Linked DNA regions of Homo sapiens: all the other regions are linked to region 2. A link is a contact called in ENCODE Hi-C data. All regions are on one chromosome and are shown on one strand. The core of a region is the stretch at or near the end of the contact, and the rest is flanking DNA. Distances in the headings are between cores, read along the strand shown.

Evidence for each region. A loop is a pair of places that touch in the nucleus more often than their neighbours do. Pooled maps may share reads with other maps.
Region 1: a loop to region 2 is called in a pooled map, with 13 times the contacts of the local background. The contact joins the promoter of ELAC2 here to the promoter of USP22 in region 2. A Hi-C loop is called at or near these places in 6 of 50 pooled maps.
Region 3: a pooled map shows a loop between it and region 2 (16-fold over the local background). The contact joins the promoter of NLK here to the promoter of USP22 in region 2. A Hi-C loop is called at or near these places in 2 of 37 single-sample maps with no recorded cell type and 7 of 50 pooled maps.
Region 4: a pooled map shows a loop between it and region 2 (4-fold over the local background). The contact joins the promoter of KSR1 here to the promoter of USP22 in region 2. A Hi-C loop is called at or near these places in 1 of 168 maps with a recorded cell type or tissue (CD8-positive, alpha-beta T cell), 1 of 37 single-sample maps with no recorded cell type and 3 of 50 pooled maps.

What each region holds. Positions count from the first base shown.
Region 1 is chr17:13,016,443-13,019,336 of GRCh38, forward strand. It overlaps ELAC2 (elaC ribonuclease Z 2), which reads right to left and starts at 1,585. Exons shown (of 24, transcript NM_018127.7): 1 at 1,261-1,585; 2 at 629-679; 3 at 420-490. The coding sequence starts at 1,505. RefSeq lists enhancers at 901-1,401, 913-1,022, 1,043-1,102 and a silencer at 1,623-1,702.
Region 2 is chr17:21,041,702-21,044,401 of GRCh38, forward strand. USP22 (ubiquitin specific peptidase 22) reads right to left here and starts at 1,310. Exons shown (of 13, transcript NM_015276.2): 1 at 964-1,310. The coding sequence starts at 1,134. RefSeq lists a silencer at 996-1,595 and enhancers at 1,131-2,080, 2,081-2,700.
Region 3 is chr17:28,041,242-28,043,982 of GRCh38, forward strand. It overlaps NLK (nemo like kinase), which reads left to right and starts at 1,436. Exons shown (of 11, transcript NM_016231.5): 1 at 1,436-2,090. The coding sequence starts at 1,633. It overlaps LOC105371709 (a long non-coding RNA gene), which reads right to left and starts at 479. Exons shown (of 3, transcript XR_934637.4): 1 at 356-479; 2 at 1-163. LOC102724517 (a long non-coding RNA gene) reads left to right here and starts at 2,097. Exons shown (of 2, transcript XR_001752820.2): 1 at 2,097-2,741. RefSeq lists an enhancer at 1-176 and silencers at 344-573, 594-823.
Region 4 is chr17:27,455,132-27,457,947 of GRCh38, forward strand. KSR1 (kinase suppressor of ras 1) reads left to right here and starts at 1,317. Exons shown (of 21, transcript NM_001394583.1): 1 at 1,317-1,743. The coding sequence starts at 1,513. RefSeq lists silencers at 847-1,606, 2,127-2,176 and an enhancer at 982-1,483.

The sequences.
Region 1 (2,894 bases), core at 335-2,834, 8.0 Mb before region 2:
GAGTCACAGCTTTTAATGCTCTGTGCTGCTGCTGACTGGGCTGGTATAAAAAGAATTCCAGGCCAGGTGCGGTGGCTCATGCCTGTAATCCCAGCACTCTGGGAGGCCGAGACAGGAGGATCGCAGAAGTTTGAGACCAGCCTGGGCAACATAGCAAAACCCCGTCGCTACAAAACATACAAAAAAAATTAGCCAGGTGTGATGGGGCACACGTGTGGTCCCAGCTATTTGGGAGGCTGAGGTGAGGGGATCACCTGAGCCCAGAAGGCAAAGGTTGCAGTGAGCCAAGATCACGCCACTGACAAAAAAAAAAAAAAAAAAAAAAGTAGCTGCCCACCCCAGACTTGGAAAAATGGTAAAGCCGGTTAAAATCCCAGAGACTTCCCACCAGCCTCTGACACTGCAAAGAATATACTCACCACTTAAGCCCCCAACATTAGACCAGTGCATTCGTGTCAGGAATATGTTGTCCAGGCGAGCAACCTTTAACCTAAGAATGAAAAAACATTTAAACAGGATAACATGAACAGAACAAGGACCACTTTTGCTATAAAAAACAACTGGCCTCTCATTTCGGCTTTCAAGCCCCGTAATCAACTCCCCCTCCGAAAGCAAGAGACTGACTCACTTGTGCTCCTGCATGAGTCTCTGAACGCCTTCTCCACAGTTGAAGAGATACCTACAAGACAAACATTACACAAGACATTCAGAAGGTTTTATTCTGTAAACTCTCTGACACCAATTAGATGTTTTATTGTAGACTCTGGAAAAAAAAAAAAGAAAAAAAAATTAAAAGTCCACGTTGGACTACCGAGCCACATTTATGCTGGTGGGTTTTGAGCCCTCCTTAGCAGAGGTGGAGAGGAGTGGGGGCCTGTGTGTGTGGGTGCTAGGACAAAATGAGTCCTTTCTCCACCACCGGCTACACACCAGATCTGTCCACCCCACACGCTAACAACGACACACTGGCCTTGGGGTGCACGGAAGAGGGTGGAGCTCCGAAAGTGCTGACAGCCAGGCCGGGGCCCAAGGGTTGGGAAAAGGACGCTCAGACCCAGGCCTGAAGTTCTTCACAGATCCGCAGAAATCACATGGATGCAAAGAATCTCGGATTTCCCACCCACCATAACTCCACGAACCCCCGCAACAGTGAACCACATGTGTGAAGCAGGGAAGCCGAAGCCCTGGGAGGTGCCCCGATGCTCAGAGGCTGCGCCGCACTGAGGGCCCAGCGGGACGGGGCGTGGCTCGTTGACTGACCGGTTGAACTCGGAGAAGACGTAGAGCGCGGCGCCCGAGTCCCGGCTACCCGCTGCCACCACCTGCAGGTACACGGTGTTTGGGCCGCCGGAGCACCCCGACGGTCCGCGCTTCTCTCGCGTGCGCAGGTGCCGCAGCGGGTCCTTGCGCGGCCGCTCGCGGCGGGCGGGTGCCTGCGATATGGTGCGTCCCTGCGACATGGTGCGTCCGGCCGCGGACCGCAGCAGCGAGCAAAGCGCCCACATGCGCCCGTCTCCACCAAAACTGAGAAAGCCGCCGGTCACCTACGCCCGCGTTTCCCGTGCACCACCTAGCCGCTCCGCATGGCGGATCCAGCCAATCAGCGCGCCGTGCACCGAGCTTCCCGCCTACGCGAGGCTGCTCATCCAATAGAAAGGAGCTTTACCGCTCGGGACTTGTCAATTGACAGTGGCCATAGAGTAGAGGAATACTAGAGCGTCTCAAGCGGCCCCGCCCCTAGTTCTGTTCCGGTTTGCCGGCCGCAATTTTTTCCGGAAGCTGTTTTTCTCCTGGGGCGGGACTTCCGGAAGCACAGTGCCAGGAAAAGCCTTCCTGGGGAAGGCGGGACCTAGGAGTTTGGAGTTTCGCTAAAACGCTCCTGTTCTCACCAGATAAGAGCTGTGTCCTCCGGGCACGTCAGTCCCTCAGAGCTTGAGTTAGAGGTGGTTGTAGTGGTTGTGAGGATTAAATGTGAGGAAATCAATTGTATTGAGCATTAGCATAAGCGCTTTGCTAATTTTATTTCCATTGTAATTCGTATGCATACATGTTAGAACTTGATCATTTTTACGTGGTGTCCCGAGCTTGTAGTCCCAGCTACTTGGGAGGCTGAGGCAGGAGAATCGCTTAAGCGCGGAGGCGGAGGTTGCGGTGAGTCGAAATCGCGCCACTGCACTCCAGCCTGGGTGACACCTCGAGACCCTGTCTCAAAACAAAACAAAACAAAACAAAAATTGTAGTGTTTTTTGGAAAGAAAAGCAAGAATAGAGGACAAGCTCTAAAGCAAGAGTCTTGGCTCATTTGTTAGCTGCGTGATCTTGACCTCTCAGAGCCTCAGCTTTCTTATGTGTAAAATGTAATAACAGCAATAACAGTATCTCCTACTTCAGAATATAGAATTCAGTCACCTGATAATATATCAATAGACCTTTGAGTGGCACTGTCACAGAAGAGGCACCCAGTAAATGATAGAAAATTAATACAAAATGTTTCAACTCCTAGACAATATAGCTGACCAGGGACATCACAGAGGTAGATGTCCCAATACCAGCTTTTTGAAAAAAACACCCAGTCCCCTCTTATGTAGCTAATGAGGATTTCTCACTGAAAGGGATATCAGTTAAAGCCGCTAGAAATACAGGGAGCTCCCTTAAAAGAGGAAGATAATTTACCTGGAAGCTCCACTCAAATATGATTTTTTAAAGATAATTTACCTGGAAGCTCCACTGACATATGATTTTTTTAAATAAATACTGAAAGATGTCACTTTTATTCAGGAAGTAAGGGAGATTCAAGTCATGTAGATTCCTACTCGAAAATCTTGACACCTGACTTTCCAGGATCACATTTTCATATGGAGACCAGTTTCCTCTTGGTTTCTTCAGTTAAGTCAA
Region 2 (2,700 bases), core at 60-2,559:
GCCCTCACAACTCCCAATCTCGGATTGTAATCTACAAAAGCGCGTGAAACTGTAAAAATAAACTTTATTCACATAGAAGAATCACGTTACGTTTTGATTTCCAAACCCTTACCAAGCCTAACTGCGGGACGCAAGACTGGGCTCCCCGAGGGGACTCACTCCTGGTTAAGGCCTCCCACAGCCCACGGCGCGCTTCCAAGTCTACTCCTCAGCCGCAACGCAAACCCGGGCTGTGGCTCCGCACCCACAGGCTCGCCCCGGCCCCAGCCCCTGCCGCCCTCCACCTCCAGCTCCTCGCGGGCCCCGAGGCAGCCGCGAAGCTCCGGCCCCGCGCCCCCCAGCCCGCCTCCTGCCCCAGCTCCCGTCCAAGGTCGCTCCTGGCGGCGGGTGACCGCTGCAGACCAACGCCCAGAACTCGACAGCCCCCCATCCTTTACTCATTTTTTTGAAATATTTCTTTCTCTGCACCCGCATCCAGCCCCGAACCCTCCAGAACCAGGAGAGTTCCCCGCAAGGACCTCGCGCAGGAACGCCCGGGACCGCCCACCGAAGTCCCAGGCTCCCCAGGCAGCAGGGCAGGAGAACACCACCCCCGGCCCGGAAGCACTCGCCCCTCCCGGGCCAAGAAGGATAAGGGAGGGGGAGGGCGGAGAGAAAGGAGGGGGAGGGGACAGAGAGGAGGGGGAGGGGACAGAGAGGAGGGGGAGGGAAAGGAAGAATGGGGGAAGGGGGGAGAGGGGAAGGATAGGAAGATGAGGAGATAAGGGAAGGGAGAGAGTTGAGGGGGGAAGGAAAGGAGGGGGAAGGGGTAAAGAGAAGAGAGGGCAGAAGGAGAGAGGAAGAGGAAGGACAGGGAAAGGCAACGGGGGAAGGGAAGAGGGCAGGAAAAGGGCCCCTCCGCCGGCCGGCCTCAGGAGCGGCAGAAGGCCCCGAGCCCGCCGCGCGGTGGGCTGCCGGGCGCACCTTGCGCTTGCGGGCCTCAGCCGTGCCGCTCCACACGAAGCACTGGTAGATGGCCCGCAGGTTCTGCTTCCAGTTGTCCACCTTGAAGCTGCCCAGGTGCGAGCAGCCCGGCGGCGCTACCGCCAGCTCGGCGTCCATGGCCTCGCCCTCGGGCTCTGGCCGGGACACCATGGGGGGCAAGGCCCGGCCGCGCGCGGGGGGCGGCGGCGAGGGAGGCGAGGACGACGCCAGCGCGGCGTGGGGGCTGCTCGGCGGCTGGCCAGGCTGGCCAAGGCCCGGGCGCCGAGAACAAAGCGCGGAGGCCGGACAAAGATGGGGCTGCGCGATCGCCGAGGGGAGGCTGCAAGGCAGGCACCGCCCCCGAGCTGCGGCTGCTGCGGACCGCCTGCGCTGCGCTCTCGCGGTTCGCGGAGGGTGTCGCGGGGCGGGGCGCCGCGGCCGCGGACGGAGATTACGTCACCCCCCCCCCCCCTCCCGGCCGGCACCGCACTGCGCAGTCTCCAGCCCGCGCCAGGCCCTTCCCCCACACTCGCGCGCCCGTTAGGCTCTGGGTAGACCCGCGCCCGAGGAAGCGTGGTAGGGGGGGGAAGCTAACGAGGGCCCGCCCCTCCCCTTCCTTTATTGGTAGTAGGCCACCCCCCCCCCCCCCCCGGCACCTTCGGCTATTGTCATAGGCTCTCAGTATAGTCCGTCTGGTACAGAGCCGCCTCCCGGGACCCTGGCGGCTAGACGTTCCCTGTCTCTTCCAGAGGACTGGGGAGGCGGGGGCGTGCTGCGGTTGGGCGGCGCGAGACGTCAGTCCTAGCACTGAACCGGTTTGCGCCGGCCTGAGCTCTGCCGCAAAGAGGCGGGGCGATGAGCTGGAGCGCCGCAGGTCGGGCCTCCATCCAGGGCCTGCGCTTTCCCACCCAAAAGCACCCCCTAATCGGGAGCTGTTTGCAGGGCCCCCGGTTGCCGTAACCTGGCTCGGGCCCTGCAGTGCCGTGGCCCGGGGCTGGAACTGCCTGCCAACTGCCTGGTAGGCGCTGCCCCCGGCCGCAAGCTGGGGCGCCTCCTGTCGGGAGCCCGCTGATAGTGAGGGCCAACCCGGCGCCATCCAGTTTAAAGAGGCATCTGCGCGCCACACGCCTGACACTTCACATTTGCTAGTGGCTACATTTTTCTAATGAAAAAAGAAAGTTACAGTAATATATCTCAACCCAATAAAGTCAAATTATTTCAGCATGTAGGCAGTATTGCAAAATCGTTAGTGGAATGTTTTACAGTTTTTGCAGCAAGTCTTGGAAATCTGGTATTTACACTTAAAGCACATCCAATTCCTACTAGCTGCTACCGCAGTGGGCGGCACAGGTCTAATCGGTATACAAATAACTGACCCAAGGCAAACTGAGAAGACATTTAAAGACGAATGCAAACGAAGTTCTGGGGGAACCAGGGCGCCAAGGGTCTGGGGGAACTTGGATAAGGTGTCAGGTGTGGAGCTGCTCCCCTGTACTCATCCCGCTGCTAACTGCTTTGCTCATTCATTCATCCACAGATTGCAGGAAACAGCAATTGCCGTCCAGAACCATCACAAGTTAAAAAATAAAGATTGTGATCTCACAACACTTAAAGCTACAGGGTTTAATGGACTGACGACTGGGATAAAGCTTTTGTGGCCAAGACAAATTGCCGAGCACAGGTTTTTGCCTCATGGCCTTCGTGCTTGCAGTACCCTCTCCCTAAAATGCTTTCCCT
Region 3 (2,741 bases), core at 186-2,685, 7.0 Mb after region 2:
CATTTGTTTTTTCAAGTGTCTATTTGGCCCAGGTTCCATCCCACTTCATTTTCAACCCAAGGATTGGTTACTCTGTTCTTTGTCTCTGGCTCATGATTGGTTCTTTCGTTCCGCCCCTCTCTTCCAGCTTTTGCAGGCGGGATTACCACGCAGCTTCCTGCTCCTGCCAAAAAAAAAAAAATAAATAATAAAAGAAGAAGAAGAAAAGAGGAGAGAGGCGAAAGAAAAATGTCACAAAGATCTTTGCTTTTTAATTGGCTTTAAGCCTTGTCGGTCAAGCCAAACTCTGCCTTTGATTGGTCTTTCTATCTGCCCATCCCGGATCGGGGGCGGGATTTCCCCGGAAGACCCACACCTTGTTGCCACTGGCCGAACAGTGCGCCTGTCTGAAGCTCCTGGCCCAGGATTGGAGGCGGTGGCGGACAGGTGGGCGTGGATTGGCTAGGGCAGCCGGTCCGTGCAAGGCGGGGGCGGGGCCTCGGCGGCTGGTTGCGCGTGTCCGACGCTGGCTCCGCTCTATCCGGCTTTGCTAGGGGAGGTGAGTCCGGCCGCGGCGGAACCGGCGGCTGAGGAGGCGGCGGCTGAGGAGAAGGCGGCCGCGGCGGCTGAGGAGAAAGCGGCCGCGGGGACGGAAGCCGGGTGGGGGGGAGGGGGGGAGACGGAGCAGCCTTGAGCCCTGCGGGGCCGTTGCGCGGGGGACCCACCCGCTCTCCCCCCCAACCCTCCTCAGCAGAAGCAGCCGGCGGCGGGGGCAGGAGTCAGCCCGCTTCCGACCGTACCCCGCCCGCCTCCCGGGGCTCCTGTTCTTTGGCCCCGGGACCCTAACCTTCTCCCGGGGCGGTTCCCTCCGTCTGGGCGTCCGAGCGCTGCCCACATCTTTCATTCCTCCCTGCACCTCCTTCCCTTCACTTTTGCCCCGGCTCTCTTTCTCCTCTCTGTCCTGCTGTCGCCTCCTCTCCTCACTCCAGCCTCCTTCCCTGGCTTATTCTGCCCAGGAAAGTTTGGAACCCCCGCCCCCCCTCCCCAATCAGGTCAACCTGACTAGGAGTAGGGGGAGATGTAGGAAGGCCTGAGAGTTCGGGGGGGGGGAAGCTGGAAGCTGGTTTCCCAGAAAATTTCCCCCCATCTTCTCCATTTAGGGTGGTGGGAATTTTTTTTAATCCTGTTTTTGAGGAGGTGGTAGGTGTTTAGAAAAGGATGTGGGAATGGAAGGGGTAGATGAGTCAACCCTCTTTCAAGATTCCAAGGGTGGTGTGTTACCTGATCCTTTTCGTGTGTGGAGTTCAGGGGGTCGGGAGGTTTGGCCTTTATTCCCACATTCAAAGTTGGAACCTCCCCCAAATTAAGAATGGAGTTTTAGTACCCACTTGTGGCAGGAATCCTGGGGGGAAGGGGTCCTTTTTTCCTTTTTCTTTTCTTTTTTCCCTTTTTTTTCCTTTTGGCAACCCACACCCTTCCACACACGCTCACCCCAAAATTAAACACCAAGATCCTCTAACTTGTTTGGATTGACTGATGAAGACATAAAGCTCTATGTTTTTTGAGGTGGAGTGAGTGGTTTTTCTTCATTTTTAAATGGCCAAATGACAGCTTGACCCAGTTTGCTTTCCAATCAAAGGGCATTTATTTTGAATGTCTCTTTGTGGCGCAAGAGCCAACGCAAAAATGATGGCGGCTTACAATGGCGGTACATCTGCAGCAGCAGCAGGTCACCACCACCACCATCACCACCACCTTCCACACCTCCCTCCTCCTCACCTGCACCACCACCACCACCCTCAACACCATCTTCATCCGGGGTCGGCTGCCGCTGTACACCCTGTACAGCAGCACACCTCTTCGGCAGCTGCGGCAGCCGCAGCAGCGGCTGCAGCTGCAGCCATGTTAAACCCTGGGCAACAACAGCCATATTTCCCATCACCGGCACCGGGGCAGGCTCCTGGACCAGCTGCAGCAGCCCCAGCTCAGGTACAGGCTGCCGCAGCTGCTACAGTTAAGGCGCACCATCATCAGCACTCGCATCATCCACAGCAGCAGCTGGATATTGAGCCGGATAGACCTATTGGATATGGAGCCTTTGGTGTTGTCTGGTGAGTATCCAAAGAAAAACACAACCTCTCATGGTTTCTTCTGTTGGTTGTCATTGGATGAGTCCATCTCTAATGGTTGTCTCCATGTTGACCAAGGTGCAGCAAGCTTCTCAACCCAACTGTAGGAAGCCACCCTCACTTATGTGGTAAAGAGGCCTAATGCATTGGCTGTCTAGGCTCATGGCAAGTTTTGGTGGAGCGCCTTCTCATGAGCAACACACATAAGTGTGCTGTCTACCAAACTTTTCTATTAGAACCTAAGCAAGCCACTGAACACAGGATCAGTAGATGAATGTATGCAATACTAATTCCTACGAAGACCTTGGTCATCTCGTGTGTTTGATTCAGTGGCCCTGTGGCATTAAGTGTTAGCACCTGATCCAGACTGAATTCCTTTATAATACTCTTGTCATTAGGATATACTTTGCATAACTACTTTCCTGTCCTTTCTGTCTTTTCACTTATTTTGTGATCTTGATCTCCAGAAGAAAGATAGGATTCATAGTTGAACCAGTTAAGATCATTGCTTGAGTGGTTTATTTTAAACCATAAAGCTACAGTTGAGAAGTATGTAGCTGTAGCCTTTTGATAAGAATGCATTAAATATAGCATCACACATGAGTACCACAAATGAGGTTAGTAGACTAGCTA
Region 4 (2,816 bases), core at 67-2,566, 6.4 Mb after region 2:
CCTCGGCTGGCCTGAGAGGTAAAAGAAACATCCCATAGGACCTGCTGAAAGAGCTCCTGAGGCACGCTGGAGCCTTTCTTGTGTGCCATGCACTGTATCTGGCACTATAAAGAGGGTACAATAGCTAGTGGCTTCTGCAATCAAGCAGCTTACAAGAGAAAATTGAGAGGGGAGACATTTTTTCTGGTTGACAGATGTCGAAAGCATGAAGGTGTGGGAGCTTTGATCAGAGACTTGGTTTTTCAGTTTTGCCAGATAATAGAACGCATGGGGTGAACTAATGGGAGAGGAGGGTGAACAGATGGGCAAGGCTTGATTGCTGGGTTAGGAGGCACAGAAATGCACAGAGGACAAAGGACTACCAGTCCTTGGCAGTACTGTACTGCTCCATGGCCACTACCTGGGTCCAGGGCCACATTCAGATCTGAGGTTAGATAGTAAGAATTGCTAACATTTATCCAGCGACCACATGTGCCAGTAATCAATCTAGGTGCTGTACATGTATTAACTGATTCTTCATAGGAACCCTATTAAAGAGTTATTTGATGAGGAGAGTCGGGCATTCACTGGAAATCGAACGTGCCCAAAGTCTCACCCTAGACCGTGGTGGAGTCAGAATTTGAATCCTGGCCACTTGCTCCGAAGCCACCGACAATTCAGTGTGCTGTCCCCCGTGTCTGGGCTGGCTTGGTGGGCTGGGAATGGCGGGGGAATGGGACACTTATTTTGGCAGGTAAATGTGGTTCAGAAGAAAGCTCTTCGTCTTTCTCCAAGCCTGAGCAATCGTTTTGGCGCAGGCAGTCCAGAGTAGAGCGCTTTGTGAGCCAGCTACAGAAGTGCTGTAAGCCCCTTCCCACTAGATGGCAGCCCCTAAACCCACATACAAATCCTGGAACCTCCCTGGTCCCCATCTTCCAGGGCTGGGCTGCAGCTGAGGAACTGCGGGACGCACACCCGCCGGGCGTCCAGGGGGCGCCGCCCCATCCGGGGGTCGCGGGAAGCTCCTAGGCCGGGTGGGGGACGGAGGCGGACGGGGAGACGCTGCTCCCCCGACTCTCGGCGCCTGGGGGAGGAGCTGGCGCGGAGCAGCTCCACCCGGGGCTCCCGGTTGGGGCCGGCCCTCACCGCCTGCCTCGCCGCGGCCGCCGGGAGGGGAGGGGAGAGGAGGGCAGGGAGGGCGGCGCGGGCGCGGTCCGGGGCCCCGAGGGCGGAGGCCGGCGGCAGGTGCGCGGCGTGGACTACAAGTCCCAGCATGCCCGGCCGCCCTGACCCAGCCCCCGCCGCCGCTTAAAGGCTCCGGGAGCCGCAGCCGTCGGGTCGCCGCGGCTTTCGCTTTGCTGCCGCGGCTGGGAGGGTGGAAGCGGCAGACTCAGCGGCCGGCTCTACCGGCGTCCCGGCTCGGGCAGCGCCGAGGGGCGCTCCTGGTCCAGCTCTCCTGGCTCGGGGGTTCCTTGCCGAGGCGCCCGCGCCCCGGGCTCCCAGCCTCGGCCGCCGCGGCCCCGATGCCGAGGCATGGATAGAGCAGCGCTGCGCGCGGCGGCGATGGGAGAGAAGAAGGAGGGCGGTGGCGGGGGGGATGCGGCGGCCGCGGAGGGAGGCGCAGGGGCCGCGGCCAGCCGGGCGCTGCAGCAGTGCGGGCAGCTCCAGAAGCTCATCGACATCTCCATCGGCAGCCTGCGCGGGCTGCGCACCAAGTGCGCTGTGTCCAACGACCTCACCCAGCAGGAGATACGGACCCTGGAGGTAAGTGGGTCGGGGACCAGGCTGGGCTCGAGGAGCGGGCCCGGACACCTCCCTCCGGGCCCCAGTACTCCTGGCCGAGTTGCATCCTTGAGCCCGCGTCGCCCCCCTTGGAGGCTTCCCCTCCCTCCTGCACTCGCTGATGCGGCAGCCGGAGGACCCGGGACCAGCCCTCATCTTGGGCAGGATTTGTGGGGCGGGTGCGTCGTGGGAACTGGGATGGAGGCTCGAGGGGCCCGTGCGGGGTGGGCTGCGCGCGGACATCCCCTTTCCCCCCTTCTCCGCCCCCACCCCATTTCCAGTTTGCGGGGCCGCAGGACTCGTTGTCCCACCGAGTCACAAGCTGGACTTTTCCCCGTGTGACTGAGCCGAGCACCCGTGGGCCAGGGTGACGGAGGAGGTTCCCCTGAAGCGTGATCGCAGGCCTGCCGTCCCCTGTTCCCCTCACGCCCCAGACGCCGTCCTGTCCCTTCCTTTCCTCTCCTCTCAGGTCTTGTCTGCCGCCTTTTCAAAAAGTGTTGCTGAAACTGCATTTTTGTTATTCAGGCGTTTGGTGCTTTCCTTTCACGTTGCCACGGAGGCTCGCTGCTTAAAATGTATTAATAATTACCCGCTGACTCCCCCTGCTTCCCCCCAAAGATTGGATTTAGGCTTAGGAAGGATTATGCTGGGAAGCAAGCCTTTGGTGGGAAGATGAAACTGTTTAAAGGGTTCTGATGGAGACAGTCTGGAGTGTAAAGAAGAAATAAGATATGCGGGCCTTCCTCTCTCAAATTATAGCTGGGGAAGTATCTGAAGGATTTGGAAAAACCAGCCCGAGGGTTGTTGGGGCACCCTGTCCATACACAAATGAGGGCAACTAGTGGATTCTGAATGTGATTTTGGCCAGGGACGGGGCGGTGAAACGTCAGACCAGTTAATAGCTGCCCCGTCTTGAAGAAGGAACCTCTCACCATCTTGCCCTGCCACATCTGGCCTCCTGCAGGTCTGGGGATGTTTTGTTTTATTAGATCCTCAATTTCTCCTCCCCCAAACCCTCCCCCCGCCCCTTATTGCTAATTGCCTCTGCCAGCTGT